3 separate regions of the Homo sapiens genome follow, and regions 1 and 2 are each linked to region 3. The links are chromatin contacts, found by Hi-C in ENCODE. All regions are on one chromosome and are shown on one strand. The core of a region is the stretch at or near the end of the contact, and the rest is flanking DNA. Distances in the headings are between cores, read along the strand shown. Region 1 overlaps NCOR2 (nuclear receptor corepressor 2). Region 2 overlaps NCOR2 (nuclear receptor corepressor 2). Region 3 has its middle 120 kb from the start of SCARB1.

Evidence for each region. A loop is a pair of places that touch in the nucleus more often than their neighbours do. Pooled maps may share reads with other maps.
Region 1: a loop to region 3 is called in a map with no recorded cell type, with 4 times the contacts of the local background. The contact joins two enhancer-like sites. A Hi-C loop is called at or near these places in 4 of 168 maps with a recorded cell type or tissue (DLD1, astrocyte of the cerebellum, endothelial cell of hepatic sinusoid and 1 more), 2 of 37 single-sample maps with no recorded cell type and 5 of 50 pooled maps.
Region 2: a loop to region 3 is called in a pooled map, with 2.5 times the contacts of the local background. The contact joins two enhancer-like sites. A Hi-C loop is called at or near these places in 3 of 168 maps with a recorded cell type or tissue (endometrial microvascular endothelial cells, endothelial cell of hepatic sinusoid and vagina) and 3 of 50 pooled maps.

The regions. Positions count from the first base shown.
Region 1 is chr12:124,478,006-124,481,927 of GRCh38, reverse strand. All of the region lies in intron 5 of NCOR2 (nuclear receptor corepressor 2), which reads left to right. Among named protein-coding and RNA genes, the nearest start is that of NCOR2, 88 kb to the left of the region's middle. RefSeq lists enhancers at 1,040-1,547, 1,548-2,057, 2,567-3,076. Within about 2 kb of position 1,372, at least 16 of the 41 ENCODE cell types and tissues checked have a DNase peak (open chromatin) inside an H3K27ac peak, as active enhancers do.
Region 2 is chr12:124,346,168-124,349,918 of GRCh38, reverse strand. It overlaps NCOR2 (nuclear receptor corepressor 2), which reads left to right. Exons shown (of 49, transcript NM_006312.6): 31 at 1,605-1,745; 32 at 2,008-2,094; 33 at 3,069-3,355. Among named protein-coding and RNA genes, the nearest start is that of MIR6880, 11 kb to the right of the region's middle. RefSeq lists a silencer at 1,602-1,896. Within about 2 kb of position 1,774, at least 3 of the 41 ENCODE cell types and tissues checked have a DNase peak (open chromatin) inside an H3K27ac peak, as active enhancers do.
Region 3 is chr12:124,744,005-124,748,014 of GRCh38, reverse strand. No RefSeq gene overlaps it. Among named protein-coding and RNA genes, the nearest start is that of SCARB1, 120 kb to the left of the region's middle. RefSeq lists an enhancer at 3,034-3,083. Within about 2 kb of position 1,819, at least 33 of the 41 ENCODE cell types and tissues checked have a DNase peak (open chromatin) inside an H3K27ac peak, as active enhancers do.

The DNA of each region.
Region 1 (3,922 bases), core at 123-2,622, 270 kb after region 3:
TCGTCATTGCTCTCCAGTAACTTTGCAGTAGCCTCCTCCTGGGTCTCCCTGCTCCTGCCTCCCTCTACTCCCTTCAGTTTATCTTCCAAGCAGCAGCCAGAGGGCTCTTATAAAGGCAGACGACTGCATCCCCCTGTGTGTTCCCCCCTGTGCTCCAAACCATCCATGGCTCCTGTCTCAAGCAGGAAAAAGCCAAAATCCTTGCCATGGGCTGCAGGTCCGGCGTGATCCAGCCCCGTCACCTCCCTGACCTCATCTCCCTGCAGCAGCCCTCTCAACCGCTCACGTACAGCCTCCCAGGCCACCCTGGAGTTCCTCAAACACGCCAGGCACATTCCCACCTGGGGACCTTTGCACCGGCTGTGCCCTCCGCAGGAGCGCCCTCCCCCAGGCACATTCCTCTTTCCTCGCTCCTTCCAGCCCTGGCTGCCCTCCAGGGCCTGCATGGCAGGGGAGACCTGTGGCTAGCCCTGTGGGGACTCTCGAGGCCACTCATGGCTGAGGCTGCAGCCCCACCACGTCCTCCTGGGGTGTGAGATTCAGCCACAGGGGCCCTGCCGGCCTTGAAGGGGGTCTCTGTGGCCTGGGGCTTGGGCCGCCTGCACTTGGGTCTGGGCTTGGGACTGGTGTCGATGCCAGTTCCTCTCGGGCACTGCCCCCTCGGGTACCCCAGCCAGCATCCCTGCCCCGACGCCCAACCCTTCCAGCACATCCTTCCTGCCCTTCCTCCCCTTCCTTCTCTCCTTCTACACCTTCCTCCCTCCTTCTTCCTCCCTCTCTTTCTTTCCACCCAAACAGCCCCCCTGTCCTGCTCACTCCCCTTCACCCCCTGCTTCCTCAGCTCCTGCCATCTCTCCCTGCTCATCCCCTGGGGCAACCTCCCTACCACAGAGCCACTCCCAGCCACCACCCAGCGCCACCCAGCCCATCTGCCTGCGGCCATCTGTCCTTGCCTTCATTACCTGCCCCTCCCCCTCACCTCCCAGCCGCCCCTCACCCATGGGTTCTGCCTGCCATCATCTCCCACCAGTGGCCTTGCCCCTCCCCCATCCACTCACCTCCCCCATTCCCTTGCTCCCCCACCCCCTACCCCCATCCGCTCCCCCTCCTTCCCCCACTCGCCTGGAGTCCAGGGTCCTGTGAGCCCAGTCAGCCCTTGCAGGAACTCACAACTCACAGCCGGACAAGGGCGCCTGGGGGTGCTTGGCCCGTGGCCATTTCTTGGCTGGAGAACGACACCTCCCACGTGTGTGTCCAGCCTGGGGCCTGCCACGCCTCCAGTGCCCTCCACAGCCCTTTGATTTCACTCCTCTTTGAAACAGAAAGTGGAACCTAGACGGTGGCGGTGGTGAGGATGTGCACAGATTAAGCACCTGTGGTTTGCTGCTGTGGGAGTTTGCTGTGGTTTCAGTAAAGCTCAGGACATACCAGGCTGGAGGCTTGTTCTCTCTCCAGCTTCCACAGAGGATGCCGATGGCAGGGCTGGTGGGGGAATCGCAGGCAGTGTCCCCAGAGGCTTCAGTCCCCCAGGGTCACTCAGCCACCCAGCTGTGTCTGACTGCCCAGGCCAGGGTGGGGCTGTGGCCAGGTGGCATCCTAATCCTTGTTGTAGCCTGGTGCCCGGCCAGCTGTGACACGGGCCCCTCCCTGCACAGCCCTGGGGCACCCTAAGCTCCTTAGCAGCCTCAGGGCAAAGGCCATCCTCCTCCTGCAGCGGGAGTAGGGGTGGGCGGTGGGGACTGGGAGACAGCCCCGGGGAGGGAAGTGGCCACTCAGGCCTACAGGGTCCCCTTTTCTGCCCAGTGCGGCCGGATTGGATTGAATGGTTGACCCCTAGGGTGAGGCACCTCCTTTATCAGGAGGCTGGCACGCAGGAGGCATTCACGCAGTGGTAAGAATGCTGCAGTGATGGCGGGTGCCATTAAGTGAGCGCCGACTGCCTGCCACGTGCCAAGTCATGCCCAGCCAGTGTCATTCCCTGATCTCTTCCCAGCCCAAGGAGGCTGGGTCTGTGACCCCCTTTTGTAGACGGCCCCAGGCTGAGCGAGCTGGACGTGGGGGAACGGGATTCAGGCCCAGGCAGCTGGGAGTGCACCCCATGCCTGCCTCCAGGTTGACCTGCTGCTGTGGGTCTCCCCTCTGGTCTCCCTGGTGGGGTGCCCTCCTCCCTCTGCCTGGCATCCCCCATTAGCACTGGAATCTGCTTTCTCCTCTTTTGTTTTGTTTTGTTGTTACAGAAGGCAGGAGAGAATTTTAGCTCAGCCTCCTGGGAGAGATGTTTCCATTTGAACAACTCCCCTGAAGTGGGGCCTGGATGGATAGCAGGCCAGGGTGTGTGTGTGCATGCGCGCGCGCGTGCGTGTGTGTGCGCGTTTGTGTGTGGGTGCGGGTGTGTGTGTGCGTGTGCGCGCATGTGCGTGTGTATGCGCGCATGTGCCTGTGTGTGTCCCTGCGTGTTTGTGTGTGTGTGTGTATGCGTGTGTGCACACATGTGCCTGTGTGCGTGCATGTACCTGTGTGTGCGTGCGTGTGTCCATGCGTGTTTGTGTGTGTGCGTGAGTGTGCATGTGTTGCACGTGTGTATGTGTGTTTGTGTGCGCACGTGTGTGCATGTGTCCGTGCATGTGCGTGAGTGTGCATGTGTGTATATGCATGTGTGCGTGTGTTTGTGTGTGCGTGTGTGTGCATGTGCACGTGTGTGTGCATGTGTTTGTGCGCAGGCAGCTCAGGGCCCAGCCTTGGAGGGTGACCAACCCCTGAGTGGGCAGTTGTCCCCCAGGTGCGCGTTTTGTCTCTGCGCAGAGAGCAGGCCCGAGGGGTGAGTTGCTGCCTGCCCGCCTCTCCAGCACGTCCGTGCGCTCTGGCCTGTGGGTTCTGGAGGGTCTCCATCCCTTACCGTTGCTCTGTGGGTTCTAGAGGGTCTCCGTCCCTTACCGTTGCTCTGTGGTTCTTTCTGCCTGCCTGGCTTTCCCTCTTCTTGTCAGGAATGCCTCTGCCTGTGGTGCGCCCTCTGGGATCTCTCTTAGTCTCTGTGTCTGTCTCTGTCTGTGTCTCTGCCTCTCCATCTCTTTCTCTTTGTGTCCCTCTATCTCTATCTCTTTCTGTTTGTGTGTGTCTGTCACCACGTCTCTGTCTTTCTGTCTCTGTTTCTGTCTTCATCTATGTCCATTTCTGTTTCTCGATCTGTCTGTCTGTCTTCGTCTCTGTGTCTGTCTCTCTCTCCTCTCTGCTTGGACCACAAGGTGGAGGTGTGATGAGCTTGGTGCTGGGGCCTGACCAGCCTGGCCGCAGTAATTGCTCCAGGCCGTGAAGAGATTTGGAAAGTCTGAGCAAGGGAAGATGCCTGGGAGAGCGAGTTGAGAGGTTTTCTGCATCTGCTGTGTGGAATTCAGCTGGGCGCCTGAGGCAGGAATTTGATGGGATTTTTCTGTGTGTGCCCCCTCTGCCCCACCGTGTTCCTGTTTTCTGATGCTTCTCTGCTCTTCAGCCTCCGGAGTTTTGTGGCATCAGAGACTTCCTTGGGAATTCACCGAACTTTGTTTTGGGGACTTTAGAATTGTCACAAATAGCACTATCTCTGAAAATCCCTAAGGGGGACAGACAGCCCCTATCAAATATAAACATGAATTCTGGCTCACATAACTGAAGTCCAGCATTGGTTAGCTTCAGGTAACAGCTTGATCTAGGTGACACGATGTCCTCAGGACCCTGTCCCTTTTCATCCCTTGGCTCTGCCATCTTTCACAGGGTCTTGGTGTGTTAGCAGGAAGGAAGCCGGTGACTCCAGGCCTTCCTCCAGGTTCAAGGCCAGCAAAAAGAGAGAACTCTTCCTCCTCCTCTCCGCATTTCTAGCCCCAAACTGCTTTTCCTCCTCACCATGAGTGGGCCCATGCCTGTCCTAGAACCTGTCATTGTGGCCGGA
Region 2 (3,751 bases), core at 525-3,024, 400 kb after region 3:
TGCACTCCCTGCTGCCACAGAGATAGCCTTGGAGACAGGCCTGCAGCTGTGTCTTGGGTGCCAGCTCATGCCCTGGTGCCCCTGGACCGAGTGCCCTGGGGGTGGCGGGAAGCCTGGGAAGGGCTGGTGGTGGGGTTAGTCAAGAGCTTGTCTTGAGAGGTCACTGGGTAGAGTCCCACCTTGGGACCCCAGACCAGTGCCTGAGCCTTTATAGGCCTTCAGCGTATCGTCTTCATCATGGGTTTCAGTCGGGGCCTTTAAACTCTCGTCTGCTCCCTGGGCCAGGTAGGCAGTGCAGGCAGCGGCAGGTGTGAGACTGTAGGGAGTGGGGAGGACTGTAGGGAATGGGGAGGACTGTGGTGCCTGCTCACGCCGTCCACTCCCCTGCGGCCACCGGTCAGCCAGGTTTCTCATCTCCGTTTTTATCTGAAATCTCCCGATGTTTAAACATCGGCGATTAATTTGGAACGTTTTCTGAACAGCAACCTAGTACCCTCCTGTTGGCAACCCCTGGAGTAGCTCACGGGCCGTGGGCCACACGAAGCAATGGTTGAAAAGCCCGAGAGCCTGTCAGTTGCTCATTCCCTCTGAGGGGTGGGGCGGGGGCTCCCGGGGCTCATTTCTGATAGCTCTGGACTCGGCTGCCCTGGAAGGAGAGCCCTGGCTAGATGGGCAAAGCCCAGCCTTTACCTTCGGGGGCCACCTCCGTCTGTTCACCTCTCTGCCTGTCCGGGGAGCAGTGAGCCGGGCCCATGTAGGCTCCTTTGGCCTGGCGAGGCCACCCCTGCCACCCCTCACCACTGCCTGCAACACACACCTCTCCGTGCACACGCAGACTTGTGGTCGGACACTCACATGCACATCGGCACAGGTTTCTGGGTGTGACACGTGTATACATACAAAGCCGTGTACTGCCTGCACCCTGGTACATGTGTGTACATGGACCCACTTAGTTCTCAGCAGCCAGGCTCACGTGCATGTGCCCACATCCACTCCTGCACACACAAGACCCGTGCCAGTGCACATGCGTGCTCCTGCCTGCCACACGTCCACACACTGCTGATGTATCGGTGCACACGCGTGCTCCTGCCTGCCCGCACCTCCACTCTGCTGTATCGGTGCACGCGTGCTGCTGCCTGCCACACATCCACACTCTGCTGCTGATGTATCGGTGCACGTGTGCTCCTGCCTGCCACACATCCACACACTGCTGATGCGTCCTTGCTCACGTGCATGTGTGTGCACTTGTTCACGCCCCATGTCGGCACCCGTGGGTGTGGACACAGACTCACGTGCTCATGTGGTCACAGGCACACCCTTGCTTGCAGACAGAGCACCCTGGAGGGCTAGGGTACAGGGTGCAGGCAGCGTGCCCTGCATCTCCCACCGTGCAACCCCCTGGAAAAGCTCCTGGGTCCTGCTGGCAGGCCCCCAGGGCCTGCAGGCTGCCAGCTCCCTCTGGAGGCCTCGGCTGTGAGGCTTTGTGACGGGGCCAGCATGGAAGCACTGCTGGCTCCTGCCTACCGGCTCTGCCTGTCCTGCCTGCCCACCGTGGTCCTGGGCCCGTGCCCAGCTCCTCACCGAGTGCTTTGTGTGGTTTCCAGGTGGCATGTCTGTGACCCAGTGCTCCAAGGAGGACGGCAGAAGCAGCTCAGGACCCCCCCATGAGACGGCCGCCCCCAAGCGCACCTATGACATGATGGAGGGCCGCGTGGGCAGAGCCATCTCCTCAGCCAGCATCGAAGGTGATAGCAGGGAGGAGACTTCATCTCTCGGTGCCCCCTGGTGGGCGGTGGGGGGATGGCTGACCCCGTTTTACAGATGGGGAAACCGAGGCTGGGCTTTCTGAGGCTCCATCTGGAGGTAGCGCAGGGACCTTCCCGTGCTGGGTCCTACTCCACCATCATCGTGGGGATGACCACTGGCGGCTGTAAACACTGACCCCTGTCACTGCCCAGTGTCGGCTCAGGGAGCCACGGAATGATGGCCTCACCCTCTCCTACCCAGGTCTCATGGGCCGTGCCATCCCGCCGGAGCGACACAGCCCCCACCACCTCAAAGAGCAGCACCACATCCGCGGGTCCATCACACAAGGTACTGCCCTGTTCCCTGCTCCCTCGTTGCCCCCAACGGGTGTACAGTCACGCAGGGCGCGGGAGGGAGAGACACAGCCAGAGTGTGGTGGGAACTCAGGACAAGTATGCAGAAAGGCCTGCAGCACACATGTACATGATCAGTACGTGAGCTACGGAGCAAGGGTGTCTCTTACTTATTTCAAAACAAAAACAAAAAGCAAAATACCACCGATCACCCCTGTGCTTTTAGGTGTCACATAGCAACTGTCCTGTGCTTGGCACTAACCCAGGTGCCACCTGCGTATCGTTTTACAGAACATCCTGGTGAGGCACATGCGATTGGGAGAGGCTTGGAGAGCTCCGAGAACTCTTTCAGGTTCTCGCGGCTGGTCCATGGCACAGCCAGCTACTGTGAACTTGGCAGCTTTGTGGGTTTTATTTTTTATTTTTTTATTTTGTTGTTGTTGTTGCTGTTTGAGACAGGGTCTCATTCTGTTGCCCAGGCTGGAGTGCAGTGGCACGATCTCAGCTCACTGCAGCCTCCGCCTTTCAGGCTTAAACAATCCTCCCACTTCAGCCTCCCAAGTAGCTGGGACCACAGATGCACACCACCACATCTAGCTAATTTTTGTATTTTTGTAGAGGTGGGGTTTCACCATGTTGCCCAGGCTGGTCTCGAACTCCTGAGCTCAAGCTGTCTGCCTGCCGCAGCCCCCCAGAGTGTTGGGATTACAGGCGTGAGCTACTGCACCCAGCCTGTGGTTTTAGCTTCATGATTTCATAGTGTTCCCGACTTGCTGAGGTGGTTCAGTTAATATTCTTGTTTTATGTGTGAAGAAGCTGAGGCCCAGAGAGGTCAGATTTCCTGGTCAAGGTCACACAGCAAGTGGGGATTTGAACTCAGGCAGACTAGCTCCAGAACCCACTGGTGTGGAGGCTCTTGATGGGTCTGGGTGGGGCGGGGCGTGAGGGTCAGTGCTGTCGGCCCGGCAGGGATCCCTCGGTCCTACGTGGAGGCACAGGAGGACTACCTGCGTCGGGAGGCCAAGCTCCTAAAGCGGGAGGGCACGCCTCCGCCCCCACCGCCCTCACGGGACCTGACCGAGGCCTACAAGACGCAGGCCCTGGGCCCCCTGAAGCTGAAGCCGGCCCATGAGGGCCTGGTGGCCACGGTGAAGGAGGCGGGCCGCTCCATCCATGAGATCCCGCGCGAGGAGCTGCGGCACACGCCCGAGCTGCCCCTGGCCCCGCGGCCGCTCAAGGAGGGCTCCATCACGCAGGTATGGCCCAGGGCCAGGCACACGGGCCCAGTTCTAGGAGGGGTGGCGGTGGCTGTGGGGCACTGCCCTGGGCCTCTCCACATGGGGAAACCGAGGCTGAGAGCCCTCGCGTACCTTACAGTCACCCAGCTGCTCATCACCGGGCCTCAGCTGTGCGTGTTCCAGGGCTGCGCAGGGGGCACCAGGCTCCTGACCTGATTCTACTGAACTCACATTGTTCCCATTCTTCAGGGAGGGAAACTGAGTCCCAGAGAGGCCAGGCAGGCTTCCAAGGCCACAGGACTAAACATAGTGACGAGTAACTGCCTCCGTTGAATCTTTGTGAGGGTCCAGGTGCGGCCTGAGGATGTTGCATGCGTTCATTGTTTCACCCCCTAGCAATGCTCTGAGGTCGTT
Region 3 (4,010 bases), core at 570-3,069:
TCTCGAAGTGTGTGGTCCCAGAGCTGCAGCAGCAAAAGCTCCTGGAAACGTGTTGGCAATGCACATTCTCGGGCTCTCCTCCAGACTTGTTGAGTTGGATGCTCTGGGCTGGGCCACAGTCTCCCAAGTGACTGAGCACACTGTCGTGTGAGAAGCACCGGTTTAGGCACAAACATGCTCATGCCCAAAGCCCACAGTGAGGACAAAATACGTGTTTATTTAAATCGAGGAGTGGGGCTTACTTCTGGGGAGAGTCTGGGGGCAGATGTGTCCCTGCCTATGTTCTGTTCTTGCATTGGGGGTAGCTTCATGAGTGTCCATTATATTGTGAAACAAATTCAAAACCACAAAAAGAAATGAAGAAATAAACCCATAAAACAAAACAGGTCAGGCTTCACCAACCATGGGAGTGAGTCACAAGACAATGATTAATCCGATTTTATGCACCTGAGGTCATGAAAGAACTCATGTGGACCATTACTACCATGTGCAGGTTTATTCATCAAGAGGGGAGTGAGGGCCCCGCTGCTGTCCACAAATAAGCTGTGGCCTCTGCTGTCTGTTGCCTCCGCTTTTCTCAGACGCCTCTGCCTCTGGGAATTAGGGGTAGTTGCTAAGATCTATTGAACAGTTGCTGTGTGCCAAGTCTGTTAGCTTAAGCTCTCACGCTGGTGCCTCTGAAGTCCCCTTTTACAGATGTGGAGACTGAGTCTGGGAGGTTCAGTGATTGCCCAAGGTGTGGAGGGGCTTGGGGTTGGAGCCCCAGGTGCACATCTGTCCACACAGGCCCTTTGCGGGGCTGAAGCAGGATTACTCTGAACATCCAAGTCAAGGCCACCCCGGGATTTCATCCAACAACGAAAGCCAAGTTCAAGGTGTCTTGGTTTCTTCTGAAATTGCCCTAACCTTACCTGTTAAAGGCCTGGCTGACTTGTGCTGTTCTTTTTCTTGAAGAAGTCCCCAAAAGATGAAATCACAAAGTCCAGAGCGGTGAAGACATTGCCCAAGACCCACAGCAGAGGCAGGATTCAAACCTGGCTCCCCTCCTCCAGGAAGTCCTCCAAGCCTGCTGCAGTTCCCCAACTCCCACAGAACTCAGGGGCTTAGGGACATGTCAGCAGAGCCTGTTTGCTTTCTAACCCAACACTACGGGTCGCCAGCCCCTCATAGGCAGAGCTCAGACCTTTGACTTTTCTGTATGTTCCTCCTCTCACCTCTCTGATCCTCTCCTGTCAGGTCAGTGTGAGCTGGGCGCACATGAGGCATCCAACAGGCCCTTTGCGTGTGAGTGGGCAGTGCAGTGAGGCAGCCTGCGGCTCAGGCATGGGGCCCCCTGAGCATTTACCCTTGTCTCCCCCACTTCAAATTGTTCGGGAACAGAGACACCCAACTCTGCGAATTACACTGAAACCAGGAAGGTCCCACTCACTCCCTAAAAGAATAAATCAAATGACAGCTAACAGCGACCAAACCCTTTCTATGTGCTCTGCACTCTGCCTGGAGGAGTATGTTTAACACGCAAGAGGGCCTCTCTATCATTACTATCCTCCCCATTTTAGAGAAGGAAACAGGCACAGAGAGGCTGAGTGACTGGCTCAAGGTCACACAGCTAAAAAGAGAGGGAGCCAGGATGTGAGTCCTCCTTGGGGTGGAAAGCCTCCAGCGAGGGCTGTGGTTTTGGCTTCCCATGGGGGAGGCTGGGGAACGAGGCCAGGAGGCCCCTGAGGCTGATTCTGGGTCTCTGTCACGTGGTTTCTCTTGGGTCAGCCAGCGGGGGTGGGCAGCTCTGAATGCAGGCTCAGCCCAGGCCAAGGAATGTCGCAGCGGCTGTGGCTCAGCGGGCCAGCCAGAGCGGAGGCTGGGGGAGGGAGTGGCGTCTTGGCAGCCGTGACAAATAGAAAACAGATTGTGTTTCCCTTTGCTTCCACCCCCAGCCGGGGGAGGGGATGTGCCGGAACCCAATTACCCACTTACAATGGATGCTCTATTGTGGAACGGGAGGCAAGGTCGGGGCAGGGGGAGCAGGCCCTGCCCGGGGCGCGGTGTCCCTGGCACGGCCCCGTTGCTCGCCCGCCCTGGCTGACCTCCCTTCCTCCTGACTCTGCTGCCAGCCCCGCCGCCCCCTCTCCTAGCTCACAAAGACCCAGCGCCCTTTCCAAAACTGGGTCTTCCTTCCAGGCAGCCTTGATTCTCGCTGTGGAGCCGCAAGGACTGTGGATCCTTGTCTGAGCACTAAAGTCCAGCAAAGGTTTCTGTCATTCCTTCCTTCCTTCATTCATTCTTTCACTCATTCATTCCTCCCCCACCAGCCCCCTAATCTCTCTCCTCTCTCTATCTTGTTAATGATCTGGAAATATTTGAGCATCCAGGCAGCTTGGTTCCCATCGAGATCCACTCATTGATTCACTAAATATTTACTAAGCACCCACTATGTGCAGGCACTAAGAATCTGTTCATTTACCACTGTTTGTGGAGTACCTACTGTGCGTGAGGCCCTAGACAGACTTGCATTCACTTAGCAGGTATTTGTGGAGCATCCACAGAGATACATGTTTGTCCAGTATTTGTGGAGCGCGTACTATACGCCAGGGAGTCATTCATTCATTTACCAAGCGTTGGGGGGGGCACCTACTACGCTCTGGGTGTTGGGGTGCCACAGTGAACAGGACAGACATGGTCTCTGCCCTCAGGCATCTTATGGTCCAGTGGGCAGGGGCAGACTCTTAACAACAATTTGATGTGCTGTGCATTTATTGCACACCAACTGTGTGCAGGCTTCTTGGAGGGCAGGATTAGAGATGCACGCTGGTCAATGTGAACAGCCTGAGCATGAATCAGACCTAGATTGGGACTGGGGTGCCGACTGCATCACCAAAGAAGGAGACTGACTTCACCTCCAAGACCTCAGTTTACTCAGCTGTAAAATGGGTGGTGGTGAGACTTAGCCAAGGGGCCTGGGAAATAGGAGTTTGCTTCTGTTGGGGACAGCTGTTGCTTTTACCAACTCAGCATCTGTTCCTCCTGGTAATGGCGCCCCGGATCTCGTTGAGGAAAACAGCTTTCTTCTTTTCTCTCATCATCTGTAGTTCAGGTGGGGCTGACCCCGCCTCCCTGGCTCCTGGAGGAGCACATGACCAAGGCTTGGCCAATCAGGTCATCCCATCCTCTGACAGCAGTCATTGGTCCAAAGGAGGGTCACATGATGTAGTCGGGTATCAGTGAGATTCTTACCTTAGGACGGGAGAGCCTGCCTGAGAATAAAACCAACCCAGAGGGCCAGGCGTGGTGTCTCATGCTTGTAATCTCAGCACTTTGGGAGGCCAAGGTGGGCAGATCACCTGAGGTCAGGAGTTCGAGACCCTGTCTCTACCAAAAAATACAAGGGAGGCTGAGGCAGGAGAATTGCTTGAACCCGGAAGGCAGAGGTTGCAGTGAGCCAAGACTATGCCAATGCACTCTAGCCTGGGCAACAAAAGCGAGACTCCATCTAAAAAAACCCAAAACAACAACAACAACAACACCCAGAGGAATGGAGAGAATGAGTCCTGGTGGTGCCATTGTGAGCCCCTGGATCCAGCTGTGCCTGAAACTCACCCAACCCCTGGACTTTTCAGTAACATGAGCCGATAAACTCTCTCCGTCGCTTCAGCCACTTTGAATTGGGAATTTTGTCACTTGAAGCCAGGAGCCCTGACTGACAAATAGGCCTTTTCTCTCCCCTTATTTCATAAAACACCACGCGTGGAACAAGCAAAATTAATGCCCCTGCTTCCTAAACAGCCGATGAGCAATGGCTAATGGTAGAGGCTGGGCAATGACTCCTTTCTCTTTGGTGCATGAGGACATCCATTCTCTGGCCGGCCCCTGACCTCGCCTCACTGAGCTGGAGCAGAAATCACTTAACCTTCCAGGCCTCGGCGTTTAGAGGTTTGTGATGGATGGTGCTTGGCCTCGTGGGCAGAAATGGAAAATTCTCGGCCGTCTGATCTGTCCCTTCTTTCTGCTTTTCA